Regions from separate parts of the Homo sapiens genome. Here regions 2 and 3 are each linked to region 1. The links are chromatin contacts, found by Hi-C or POLR2A ChIA-PET in ENCODE. All regions are on one chromosome and are shown on one strand. Each heading gives the region's core, a stretch centred on a gene start or an enhancer-like site at or near the end of the contact. The rest is flanking DNA. Distances are from core to core; before and after follow the strand shown.

Region 1 (4,366 bases), core at 801-3,300:
GACAGCTTAAATAAGAGATTTTAAAAAACAAAAAAACCACAAAGGCATCCCCCATAACGAAACTCAAGAAATAACACATAATTTTGCATTATAATAAAAGGGCTATTTTTCAACCTTATGAGTTTTCTTCCTGTGAAAAGCATAATTATCAAGTATCCTACTTATGAGCACATTCTTGCACTGATTCCAAGAAAGGCAGAGGGAGGAGAGCCAGGGCAGAAAGTAAGTAGAAAGCCTGAGAAAGATTTTAACCAAATTCATTTAACTAAACTTTTCTAAGAACCTCAGCTGTACCCACTGCTGTAAAGAGAGTAGGAATCAATAAACACAGGTTCAACTGTGTTCCTAACAACTACAGAATGAATTTTGAAAAATTACATGTAAAAGGAGCTTATTGGTTTCAGGAGTCTCCAATGAATACTGTTTTTGTTTTTTGTATTGTATAAAATATACATAAAACTTTAAGACTTAACAATTTTAAGTAATTTTAAGAGTCCAATTCAGTGAAGTACATTCACAATGTTGTGCAATCATCACAACCCATTTCCAGACCTTATTCATCATCCCCCAAAACTCTGTTCTGTAACATTAAGCAATAACTCCTCTCCCCAGCCCCTGGTAAACTATTCTACTTTCCGTCTCTTAATTGGTTTATTCTAGGTACTTCATTTAAGTGCTCTCAAACAACATTTGTCCTTTTGTGTGTGGTTTATTTCTCCCGTGGTGCTTTTATAAAGCAAATAATAAATTCCCAATTATTAGGTTTCTTATAATTTAACTGAAAATGCTGACACAATCTCTGAACTAAGCATGCAGTTATCCCAGAAACCCTGCTACTGTTCCAGTAGCCCCAAAGACCTCAGTCTGATCCTTTCTTAGCCTGTAGACAGGCCTGTTAAACAGCTGTAACTCAAAGAGCAGGCTCCAGAGATCCCTGGAGACCATCCTGTGGTGAGTGGATAGAGCGAAGGCATTTGGGAAGCTGTGCAGGCCTGAGAAACCACAGGCGAGAAAAGGAGAGGACTCATCAAGCTGCTCTGGCCCTAAAATGGGCCTCCTGTCTCCCTGACAGGCTCTCCTGCACTCTGACACTTATGTTGGGCGACACCTGTCAGAGTTGAGGCCAAACTGCGGTCGAGTCACTGAGAGTGTCACCAGTGCAGGGAACTTCACGGGGTCATGAGTCACCTTCCATGGCTCAGAGGTCTGGGCAGCCCTGCCCCACCCAAACTCAGGAAAGAGAGACAAGAGGCAAAAACAAAGTTGGCAGAAAGAGAGAAACAGACAGATGGCCAAAAAGCCAGACTGACAGGCCCTGAATTAGAGTAAGGGCTGAGTGGCAGAGACAGGGTGAACAGACACAGAAGCAAGGTGGAGACAGATATAAAACAGGATCCAGATACCCCGACAAAGACAAAGTGGAGAGAAATATCAGGTTGACAGCGACCTAGCTGAAAGACAAAAAGGGCAGGTTACAACAGGTGACAGAGACAGCAACAGGGGATGCTGAATGTTTTACTTAAACAGAAGATCAGCTAAGTCCAGGCGCAGTCTTTCTCCCAGCTCGGCTCGTCAGGCCTCAGGCATTGGTGGCTCGAACCCGAGGTCGTCAAGCCGCGCCCACCCTACGCCCCGAAAGGCCAGCGGACGGACGGGGGCGGGATCTCTAAGCGCTGTGGCCGGCGGAGCTCCGCCGCCGCGAGGGTGACCTTGGGCGAGAAGCTGCCCCAAAGGCCTCGGTATCGCGGTCTGCGCGCCGTGTGGGCAGAAGACTGCGGGATTCGGAGCTGGAGCGCCGGGACCCCAACCTCCCGCGCGGGGCTTTGGTATGCCGGTCCACGGAATGGGCCTGGCGGGGCCAGCGGCGCGAGCGTCGGGGCCTGCTGAGGAGCCCTTAACTCCCCCACCGACTTCTCCTCCCCTACCCTTGCCGCCCGTGGTCCTGGCCACGCAGTACCTGCCAAGGGCTCAGCGCTCACATCCCCCGCCCAAGATATCCTCTCTGCCGCCGGCGCAGGCCTGTTGTAGCCTCAGCTGCCGCAACAGATTCAGCCTGTGCCTTCAGCCCCCGGAAACGCTTCCCGGTCCCGCCCCCCGAAACTGACAGTGCTTCCGGGGGTGCGTCAGAGAGAAAGCGGAGTGCGCATGCGGGACTTACCGTCTGAGCTGGGCGTCGGGAGAGAGCGCGGAGGTAGCGGGCGCCTGCGCAGTACACTCTGGAGCGGGTCAATTTTAGGGACTGACTACGCTGTTGAAAATAGGGGAGCAGATACTGAGTTCTAAACCTTCTTGAAACCTTGGCATAGGCCAGGCGCGGTAGCCCACGTCTGTAATCCCTGCACTTTGGGAGGCCGAGAGGGGATGATCGCTTGAGGCTAGGAGTTCGAGACCATCCTGGCCAACATGGTGAAACCCTGTCTCTACAAAACATACAAAAATTAGCTGAGCGTGGTTGCGCGCGCCTGTAATCCCAGCTACTTGGGAAGCTGAGACAGGAGAATTGCCTGAACCCGTGAGGCAGAGGTTGCAGTGAGCCGAGATCACGCCGCTGCACTCCAGCCTGAGCACAGAGCAAGACTCTTAAACAACAACAACAACAACAACAAAACAAACAAAAACACCTTGACCTTCTCCGTCTCTTCTCTAAACAAACGAACGAAAACCTTGACCTCAGTATGCCTGGCGGAGATTATCTCCAAATCCGTTTCTGCCTTCACAGCACCCATCTCGCTTTTTGGCATGTAGTAGATGCTCAGTAAATGGTCAATGAAAGGACCAGTGCCTTTCCGTGGGCTGCATTGTGCTGGGCACTGGGGTCACACAGATGGTGGGACAGAAACGATCTCTCTAGCCTCCAATTCTCCCACTCCCTCCCAAAACCTCCATACCTCTTCTCGCCCCTTTCTTCCCCACTGCCCCCCCATGTTAGTGTAGAAGAGAGATAGGTCTTTAGCGGTGGGACTCTTACCTTTGGACCCGTTTACAGACCAAGTGCCCTCTTTGTAGAAGAACTAATTTATACCTGAAATCCAGGCAGCTGAAGCGATGTGGTCATAATGCCTTCTGGATTTAGGGTGGATGTTCTCGTGGGGCCTGACATGCCTGTTTGATATTGTCTGTCTCAGTTTAAGCTGATTGGTTTCCCAGCTGTTATGCCTGTCTTGCTTGTTGTTGGGCCCTAGGACACAGGAGTGTAGCTTTCCTAGAGAATTCTACCAAAAAAATTTTTTTTTCTAGAAAACAAAATGAAAGAAAACAAATATGGAAGCACAGAAATGGGAGTGGATGCAGAACAGCTTGTCAAAGATTCTACTTCAAACATGTATGCTCCAGCTCCCCCGCCTTGTGGTTTTGTTTTGTTTTGTTTTGTTTTTTTTTGGAGACGAATTCTTGCTCTGTTGCCCAGGCTGGAATGCAGTGGCACAATCTTGGCTCACTGCAACCTCCGCCTCCCAGGTTCAAACGATTCTCCTGCCTCAGCCTCCCGAGTAGCTGAGACTACAGGTGCATGCCACCATGCCTGGCTAATTTTTGTATTTTTAGTAGAGACGGGGTTTCACCATCTTGGCCAGGCTGGTCTCAAACTCCTGACCTCATGATCCAACCGCCTCGGCCTCCCAAAGTGCTGGGATTACAGGCGTGAGCAACTGCACCCAGCCTAGTTGAGTATACTCTTTAAGTGTTTTGCCACTTTTATTCCTGCCTCTAAGCAGACCTGAAGTTTGGAAGTTCAACTGCCATCATGTGCCTATGAAGTGGTAAGTAAATGCTAAGGCTGGCAAAGCAGGAAGATTGAGAGAACCTAGGTCCCATATGACATTAGGCCACAGTTCCAGCTTTGGACACCCTTAAGTGTTTTGTTGCATGAGCCAAATAAACTTCTTACTTGGACTTTATTTCTGGCAATATTGAGGACTATATATTTACAAATATTACTACAACAAAATATATAAAATTGCTAGAAGAAATATTTAGAATACCCTCTTAAACGCATGGATACACTTGCAAAAAAAAAGTCAGGAAAATTATCTGAAGCTAGGAGGAAAACAAGAACACAAGCCTGGGAAGTCAAACAATTGATGTTCAGAAATTATGCAGAGGTACCGTCTGCATCTGTTCCGATCCATTGGTGCATGTCCTGTACTGACAAATATTTTCAAAATTATCTCTGGAGATAGGTAAACACTGATACTGCTACCAGCTATAGGAGCGTTCACCTGGGTCCAGGCAGGATAAGAGTCAAATTGCAACATCAGGTTGGAACTCACGAAGAAATATGTCCTCAGGTGAAGGATAAACTATGGTGGAAAAAATCTGCCGTACAGAGGTGCAGCAATTAAAGATGTCTCTCTGTGCCTTGGTTCTG
Region 2 (4,366 bases), core at 667-3,166, 100 kb after region 1:
CCCCCGCGTGGTGAGGAACATGGCTGAGAGCATCCCTGCACTGTGATTCGAGAAGGGGCCCCGACTTCAGCTTTGGACGGGTCACAGGGAATGGGGTGCTCTGGCCACCAGGCTCAGAGCTGGCGGACTGGCAGGCACAAGCTCCCACTGCCCAGGCCTCGATGCCGCCTCTGGCGCAGCCCATGTGGTTCCGGGAGGCCTAAGTGTCTGTTCCCCTGACAGCTGCCCATCAGCCTCAGAGATGGGGCAGGGAAGGCTGGTGTCACAGGAAACACAGCTGGCAGAAGCTTCCCTGGCCTAAAGGAGGTATCCACCTGCTCTGGAGGTATCCACAGGGGACGGCTCATCCCCTGGAGGGATGAGCCTCACTCTGGTCGGGGAGACCCCCTCGTGTGCCTGGAGGCGGTCCTGGGGAAGGGGAAGCTGGCCTGGGGCCTGGGGAGGACCTAAGCCTGCTGACCTTGCTCGAGGGAAAAGGGGCCGGCTGGGCTGGGGCTGCGGGTGAGGGTGGGAGGTGGCAGCTCAGGGGATGGGGGTGGGAGGTGGGGGGTGGCTGCTCAGCTGTCCCCTACTTCCACCTCATGGCCCTCCCTCCGGGCTCGAGGAGCTGCGGGTAAGCGCCGTAGGCAGGGGCCAGGGTGCTGCGGGTAAGCGGGGCCACGGTGCTGCGGGTAAGCGGGGCCACGGAGCTGCGGGTAAGCAGCGCCCCCCAGGCTTTTAGCCTTCCTGATCCTCACCATCTCCAGCAATAAAACGGGGTGGCAACAGTCCCCGCCGCACGGGTCGGCGTGAGGAGTCCGTGGGTCAGGCATAACAAGGCTCCAAAGCGGTTGCTATCGTTTTTGGTTTTTCCCTGCCCATCTCCCTCTATTTTCCTCCTCGTGTGTCTCTGCACTGCCCCAGCCCTGGTTCAGACCCCAGCCTGCCGCTTCCCAGCTGTGTGGCCTCAGGCAGGCTCCTTAACATCTCTGAGCCCGCTCTCCTGTCCTGTGAAATGGGAATGCGCGCTTCCATCCACTCAGGGTTGCGTGGGGGAATCCGCGGTGTCCTCGGTGAGCAGCGCCCACGCAGTGCGGGGCTCACAGAAGCCTCTGCGGAGGCGGCGTCCTCGCTCCTGCCTTCTTTGGCCACGATCAGGAGCCTCCTCAGTCCCCGCCGCCCCTCAGCGCTCCGCCGGCCACGTGGGCTACACCTGACTGACTCCGGATCGCCACCTCGTGGCCTGACGGGTGATTGCAGGTTTGTAGCGAAATTCAGGTCTGTTCTGGGGATTTAACAGCAAAGCGCCCCAAGATTTGATACGGGGAGGGGGATTGGGGGCCACGAGTGAAAGTGGAGTGCTCCTCACAGCAAGCCACCTGCATGTTCGATGCAGAGGGAAGATGCACCAAGGGCCGCTTTCCCTTGGGCCCGTTCCCACGAGATTCTGGGCTTTCTGTGCTGTGGCTGAGCTATTGGGATCAGTTTTCCCAGTGAAGAAATGAAGGCTCTTGAAACTATGGTAGGGGAACACCCAGGACTCTAAGGAATTAAAAATGTACATTTTCTTTGTCTAGTAAGTGGGTAAAGAGGTTTTTGTCATTCCTCTTTGGGCCATGAATAGGTATGTTTGAGAATACATACACTCCTTTGCATTTCCAGTATCTCGTAGTGTGCTCATTTTATTCCCTGCTAAATCAAAGAACAGGATGTGACATGTTAAGTGTCTCTTGCTGCCAAGGACATGAATGACCCTGGCATGCCCAGCGTGGTAGTGCTGGGGCTCTCACCTTCTGCCACCTCCAGCCTTCAGACTGTGAATCCAAGCTGGCTGTGCCCTGCTGCCCCAGACTTCTGCAGCTCCCACCTCTGAGCCTGTGCTCCACCTACCCGCCTCCTCTCACCCCACGCACGCTGACTCATCTTTGCAGGCTCAGCCCGAACGTCCCTCCTTTAGGAGGCTTTCTCTGCTTTCCCAGGCACAGCCATCATCAGCCTGCCACTCGTTGAGTCCTGTAAGTCTTTCTCCTAACTCCTTCTTAGGCTCTGCCCAGGTGGGCTGGGTCTGGGAAGGTTCTGCCAAGCTAGGGCTGAAGGGCAAAGCAAGAAGCAGCCCAGGGCAGGTCTCCCTTCTGTCAGGCTGCAGGGGTTGCTCTGAAGTCAAAGCCATGAACAGAGTCCCCGTGTCCATCAATGCCTGGGGTCAAGGTCTGCCTGGCATAGAGTCAGGGGAAACTCATGCCAAAGGGGGCTTCTGGGGCAGACCAGTGACAGCTGGAGGACAGGTGGTCCTGGGAGGAATGGGGGTTGGAGGGCCATGTCCTCATCTTCCAAATGGACATCATTTGCCCCCGGGGCTGCGAGGTGTCAGTGAGGCAGGACACAGGAGGCTCAGCCAGTGTCAGGTGCGTGGGAGTGCTCCCCGAGTGCTCCCTTCCCTGCTGATGAGGAGCTGAGGGGAACCCAGCAGCCTTCTCCCAACGTTCTGCGTCTCCGCCAGCTGACCACCCTGCAGGCCAGGCATTGACCTGCCACTGCACTGCCTGCATCCAGGGTGCCACTCACATGATGCTAGGGATTGCATGGCTCTATGTGGTGGCCCTCCTCCTGACCGTCCCCCATATGCCCATCTGTCCAGGCTGATTGTCAATCTGTACAGCTGCTGCACATACCTCACCTTCTCCAATCTGGGGTGCGCGACAGGGGCTGGCAGCAGTGAGGGGTTCCAGAGGCAGGACTGGGGGCTCTCAGAGTCATTGAAGATAAGTTTTGTAGGGTGACCTCAGAGTTATACTCCTTGCCTGTGATCTCTCCTTTCTCAACTCCACAGGATCCATGGCCTAAACCTCAAATTCCTGGGAGGAATCATTCCGGAACCAAGTTACTCTCCAAGCCTCAGTTTTCTTATCTGTGCAATGGGCTAGGAGCTGTTCTGAGTTGTCGTGAGGGCCAATGGCCCAAAGTCTGAGACTGGCAGGGGCAGGCATTCCACTAGTGCCCGTCCTGTTTAACACTGGCCCCTGGGCTGGGCACAGCAGCTCGCACCTATCATCCCAGTGCTTTGGGAAGCCAAGGTGGGAAGGTTGCTTGAGACCAGGAGTTCAGGACCAGCGTAGGCAACAGAGACTCCGTGTCTACAGAAAAACTTAAAAAATTAGCTGGGTATGGTGACGTGTGCCTGTAGCTCCAGCTACTCAGGAGGCTTGGGTTGGAGGCTTGCTTGAGCCCAGGAGTCTGAGGTTTAGAGTGAGCTATGATTGCACCGCCGCACTCCAGCCTGGGTGACAGTCAAAATTAAAAATCTGCTCCCAGAAAGGGGGTTCAGAGGGTGACCGCTTATTCCCCGGGACTCAGCCTACATTTTCTCTGCCAACCCATGCCTTTACCTTCTGGGCTAGGGAAAGAAGACAGGCAGGTGACAAGGGAGAGACGGATTAGCACAGCTCCTCCCCTTCACCCCTCACCCCACATTTTTTAGTGACAGGATTTTAAACGGTTGCTGTAGGCAAGAGAGCTGTCAGCCCATTATGGGCGAGGGTGGAGCTTAGAGAGCTCCTCACATGAGCCCAGCCTGTGGCTTGGACAGAAAGCCCCATTAATCCTCCCTCTGTGCTGTGCAGTCTGGGTTGAGCAACTTGATTTCTCTGAGCCTCAGTGAGGCACTCTGAAGGTAGGAGTTTCCTTGTTCCCGGGACCCTGGGCCTGACCTGGAGGACCGGATCGCAGGGCCAGAGAGTCTGGTCTTGGGGAGGCAGCTGGCGTGGTGGCCAGGCCATGGGTTTGCAACTGCACCTGGGTTCGAGCCCTGGTTCGGCTGTCCCTTGCTAGCTTTGCTGCATTGGGCTGGTCGCTTTCGCCTTCCAAGCCTGGGTTTTCCCTTCAGAAACATGGGGACCTGCCTCTTGGGGTTGTTGGAGTGTAGAGGAGGACATGAACCGGAGGTCCTCCAAGTCGTTAGACTCTGAAGGCAGCTGGAACTGCCCGGGGAGGGCTGTGAATGGAGAGCCCAGAAGAGGGTGCAGGGCGGGGCCTGCCCCTAGGGGGCGCTGGTGCCCGCGGGCATCCAGGGATGAGAGGTGGCCTTCGGGTGGTCCCTGCCACAGGTGTGGGGAGAGGAGGTCGGGGAGCAACCAGAGGGCTGGCAGAAGGGAGAGAACACTGGGACGTCAGGTCTGCGGACAGGAGGCCCAGAGGCCTCCCAGATGCAGACATGCAAAGATAGGCAATGACGCCGTGTGGGGTATGCAAACATCTCCACCAGCACGTCGCCACATCAGGGACACGTGTCTCCAGGTGCAGAGACATGCGGCCTCGCCAGGAGACACAGCCATGCACGATGGTCTGACACCTGCAGACCCCCAGCTTCATGCAGGACATATCCAGGCAA
Region 3 (4,366 bases), core at 1,387-3,886, 110 kb before region 1:
TATTTTTCATTAATGAAGTATTTCTCTCCACCCTGAATGTTGCTAATCCCCTCATTATTCAACACATGTTCTAGGTCTTCTTTGCCACCAAGTTTGAGCTTTCCTTCTAACCCAAAGAGCATGATGGTCACTCAGACAGCAGCAGTCTCTGAGAGCCATTAACACCGCTTCTGCCAAGACAGAGTGGGAGAACTCTCACATGCTGCTTCTAGATCCTCTGGGACCTGCCACACAAGCACAGGCACCAGTAAGGGCCTAATCCCCTCAATGCTACTGGGTCACCACTGCACCAACTAGTGGTAATGAGGGAGGCCAGCACCATGGTTCCTGGCCCCTAAAGTCCCACAGCTTCTACAGTGAAAAAAAAAAAATTCAGGTTAGTAGAGAAGGCTCCACCTACCTTCACTTCTGTCCATGCAACGAAGGTAGGAGGCATTACAGTTTGGACTGGTCAACTACCAGTGAGCAGAGGCACTGGGCTTTGAAAGGTCACATATATGGGTATACAACACTCTTCTGAAATTCAGAAAAAGCCCTGTCATCCTGCTTCCTTCTCCCCGCCCCTGTGGGTACACAGTGGAGTCAGGCATTGCCTTCTTTTGGGGGTCTTCTTTTGGGGATTTTTGTGTGTTTTGAGATGGAAAAGTCTCACTCCATCGCCCAGGGTGGAGTGCAGTGGCACGATCTCGGCTCACTGCAACCTCCGCCTCCCACGTTCAAGCAATTCTCGGCCTCAGCCTCCTGAGTAGCTGAGATTACAGGTGCCCGCCACCATGCCCGGCTGACTTTTGTATTTTTTAGTAGAGAGGGGGTTTCACCATGTTGGCCAGGCTGGTCTCGGACTCCTGACCTCAAATGATCCACCCGCCTTGGCCTCCCAAAGTGCTGGGATTACAAGCGTGAGCCACCGCGCCCGACCCTCTTGGAATGTGGTAAAATCGGGGTCTGTACTTGGATGGGGGCAGAGGGACTTCCATAGCCTCAGGCCTGAGCTTTATGTTCCAGCTCAGAGTCCTCACCGGGGTTGGGGTCTAAAGGTCAGCAAACAAATGTTCTGCTGCTTCCACTTGCCACTGCTCCCTGCGTTGCAGCAGCTCCCTCAGAGGCCTCGCAGAGAGAAGCAGTCACGATCCAAGACACGGCTGAGTCTTTTGGGAACTCCCAACAAAACCTCATCCCAAACTGCGAAAAGACAGTGGTCTAGTCTCACCTCTTAACTAGAAACAAACCCTCTCTTCTTTAGACTCTCCAGTCCCTGAATCCAACCTGCCCATCGGCACAAGAAAAAGGAAACTCATAACTTTATCCAGCGATTTGCTCAGTAGGCACTGTTTCATCCTATCCTCACCAGGCCCCTGGGAGGCACACAGGCAGGTACTAACATGCTCATTTTGCAACGGAGGAAACAGGTGAAAAACTCTCCCAGGTAGCATAGTCAAAAGCTTCTGAATTCTCATCCCTGCTCTCCCCACTTAACAGGCTGCCATTTCAGTCTTTTTGAGACGCACTGCTGAGATCTACAGCAGCTTCTGGTACCAGTGGCCAGCAAGCCAGGACCCCTCCCAAGCCTCATACTACTCTTCAAGCACACACATTTTTCAACAACCGATCATCCAATGACAACCAACCCCCCGCCCCCCGCATCCTGGCAAGCCCCTTCAATAGCAACAGGAAAGCCCCTGAGGTGCGAAAAACAGCGCGCCCCACTTAGGGCGCGGCGTAGCATAGGGGAGGCAACCGGCCAGTAACCAGGGCAGCTGAGCTCCAAGCCCGAGTCAGCAGAGGCACAGGCAGGCCCGGACGGCCCTTCTAGCGGCAGCCCCGGATGCCCCCAGAATCCTCAGGGAGCCCAAAGCCCCCGCTCCCACCCAAGCACCCCTGGGCAGCGGAGAGGGCGGCCTTTCCTTCTCGGGCGACCACTCACCCTCGCCTGCTCCTCACCTGGGGCCCTGCTTCCGTACCGCAGCCACCCGGGCCCCGCCCCCCACCGCTGCAGGTCCCCGGGCCCCGCCCCCCGCACCTGTGCTTTCCTTGGGTCCAGCGCGGGCCGCACCCCACAGCCCCGCCCACGGCAGCCCCGCCGGCCCCGCCCCCCGCACCTGCAGCCGCGGCGCCCCGCCCAACTGCCCCCCCGGCCCCGCCCCCCGCGCCCGCGCCTCTTCCCCGCCGTCCTTCACGCTCCCGGGGACCAGCGCGCCCCTGGCCCCGGACCCCAGAACCCCCGGACCCCGGCCAGGCCCCGGCGCCGGGCACCCGCAGGCACGGCCCCGGCCCCGCCTCCCGCACCGAGGCCCCTCCCCGGCTTCGGCGGCCCTCGGGGTCCCGCCCCCCACACCTGCAGCTCCCTCAGGCCCGGCCTCAGGGCCCGCCCCGCCCCGCCCCGCCCCGTCGGCCGCGCCTCTCACCGCCGCTCTCCCCGCCGCCGCAGTCCCGGCCGGTCACCTTGACGCGGGCCGCAGTGGCTGCCGCCGCTTCCTCATGGCCCTGGGAGCGGCCCAGCGGCAGCGGCGCCTTCGCTTGGAGGCCGGGGCCACGCCGAGCCGGGCCGGGGCCGGGCCAGGCGCAGCTGGAGCGCGGGCAGACGCGGGAGCGGAGCCGGTGCCCAGCCGCAGTAGGAACCGTCCGCTCCAGGGCCTGAGCGGCGGGCCTCTCATCCAATCGGCGCGCGGCACCAGAACAGCCCCCCAACCAGCTCGTTGTAGGGGCGGAGACACGCAAATCGGCCGGCTGGTCGTACCAGTGCGCAGCCGCTGCATCCGCGGTCCTCCCGGGCCTCGGCCTCCGAGCTCATCTGCAGACGCCCTCCCCGCCCGCAGGGATGCTGCGCTGCCAGCACACCCGGCCCGCCGCCCGCCACGCCCATCCCCTGCCTAGAAATAGCCGCGCATCTTATTCCCCACACGGCCGTCCAGGCCTCACCCGATATCCCCCGTAAATCCCTACCTGGGATTTATCGTTTTCAACAAAAATGGTTTTGTGAGCGAGACATCGCCTTAGTGCCCATTCTTCACAGCTGGGAGGTAGGCACAGAGCCCAGAACGTCAGAGCCAGAAGAAACCTCGGAGTTCCTGGCGGGGCGGGGGGGGGGGCGGTCTCATCCATTTTACAGCTGGGCAGAGTTAGGCCCAACGAGGTGAAGGGACTTGCCCAAGACCACACAGGAGCAAAGCTGGGGAATGAGCCCGGATCCTGTCTCTCTGCTCCCACATCTTTACTCTGTGCCAGGCACGGTGAGGTGGGCACAGAGGTTAAGTCATTTAGCTAGAGTCGCAGGGATAATAAATTGCAAAGACAATTGAAGCCAGGTCTGTGAATCCCTGGAAATCTGGAACCACAGCAAAACTCCGTTCTGCCTCCCACAGACAGGAGGTACTATGACCTGCCCTACTCCGAAAGATTCTTGGACAAATAGAACATCATTCTGACAATCTTCAAAGTAATTTTGCAGTAATATGAATGAATATGGAATGATTGGTTATTATGCTTCCCAAAGCTTATGAAAGGAAAAAAGAAACAAACAAAAAAGAATATAAATAGAGTCAGTAGAAGTTAAACCACCTGTGTCTTAAAAGACCTCTGGGAGAAGTTTCTGCTATTTTGTATTAAGAAAACGGTAATCATCGAAGAAGGTGCTTAATTATTTTGCATAAAGAGAACAAGAGCCTGGCGAGTTGGCTCATGCCTGTAATCCCAGCACTTTGGGAAGCCAAAGCGGGAGGATTGCTTGAGTTCAGAAGTGTGAGACCAGCCTGGGCAACATGGCCAGACCCTGTCTCTAATAACAATACAAAAATTAGCGAGGCGTGGTGGCGCAGACTGTAGTCCCAGCTACTCAGGAGAGTGAGATGGGAGTATCACTTGAGCCCGGGAGGTCAAGGCTGCAGTGAGCCTCAAGTGATGGCGCCACTGCACTCCAGCCTGGATGACAGAGCGATACCCTGTCTCAAAAAAGAGAGAGAGACCATCCTGGCTAACATGGTGAAAACCTGTCTCTACTAAAAATACAAAAAATTAGCCGGGCGTGGTGCGGACGCCTGTAGTCCCAGCTACTCGGGAGGCTGAGGCAGGAGAACGGCGTGAACTTGGGAGGCGGTGCTTGCAGTGAGCTGAGATCGCACCACTGCACTCCAGCCTGGGCGACAGAGCGAGACTTCGTCCCAAAAAAAAAAAAGAAGAGAGAGAGAGAACAAGAGACAGTGTAGTGCAATGGTTCTGCCCTGGCTCTGCCACCAGCAAGCTGTGTACATGTGAGCAAGTTACTTAGCATATCTATGTGCCTCCGTTTCTTTCTTTTTTTTTTTTTTTTTTTTTGAGACGGAGTCTTGCTCTGTTGCCCAGGCTGGAGTGCAGTGGCACGATCTTGGCT

The links. A loop is a pair of places that touch in the nucleus more often than their neighbours do. ChIA-PET counts read pairs that join two places held with the same protein, here RNA polymerase II (POLR2A). Pooled maps may share reads with other maps.
Region 2: a pooled map shows a loop between it and region 1 (5-fold over the local background). The contact joins the enhancer-like site here to the promoter of ZBTB43 in region 1. A Hi-C loop is called at or near these places in 1 of 168 maps with a recorded cell type or tissue (CD8-positive, alpha-beta T cell), 1 of 37 single-sample maps with no recorded cell type and 8 of 50 pooled maps. POLR2A ChIA-PET finds 5 or more read pairs at or near these places in 14 of 52 experiments (AG04450, B cell, CD8-positive, alpha-beta memory T cell and 9 more).
Region 3: a map of CD8-positive, alpha-beta T cell shows a loop between it and region 1 (32-fold over the local background). The contact joins the promoter of RALGPS1 here to the promoter of ZBTB43 in region 1. A Hi-C loop is called at or near these places in 4 of 168 maps with a recorded cell type or tissue (CD4-positive, alpha-beta T cell, CD8-positive, alpha-beta T cell, OCI-LY7 and 1 more), 13 of 37 single-sample maps with no recorded cell type and 15 of 50 pooled maps. POLR2A ChIA-PET finds 5 or more read pairs at or near these places in 12 of 52 experiments (A549, CD4-positive, alpha-beta T cell, GM12878 and 7 more).

The regions. Positions count from the first base shown.
Region 1 is chr9:126,802,724-126,807,089 of GRCh38, reverse strand. ZBTB43 (zinc finger and BTB domain containing 43) reads right to left here and starts at 2,050. Exons shown (of 3, transcript NM_014007.4): 1 at 1,958-2,050. RefSeq lists enhancers at 876-1,025, 1,176-1,285, 1,696-1,755, 1,823-2,324 and a silencer at 2,386-2,435.
Region 2 is chr9:126,702,286-126,706,651 of GRCh38, reverse strand. No RefSeq gene overlaps it. Among named protein-coding and RNA genes, the nearest start is that of LMX1B, 91 kb to the right of the region's middle. RefSeq lists enhancers at 1-416, 417-1,142, 1,048-1,342, 1,143-1,868, 3,912-4,366. Within about 2 kb of position 1,916, at least 2 of the 41 ENCODE cell types and tissues checked have a DNase peak (open chromatin) inside an H3K27ac peak, as active enhancers do.
Region 3 is chr9:126,913,052-126,917,417 of GRCh38, reverse strand. It overlaps RALGPS1 (Ral GEF with PH domain and SH3 binding motif 1), which reads right to left and starts at 2,636. Exons shown (of 19, transcript NM_014636.3): 1 at 2,443-2,636. RefSeq lists enhancers at 332-381, 1,675-1,744 and a silencer at 2,235-2,664.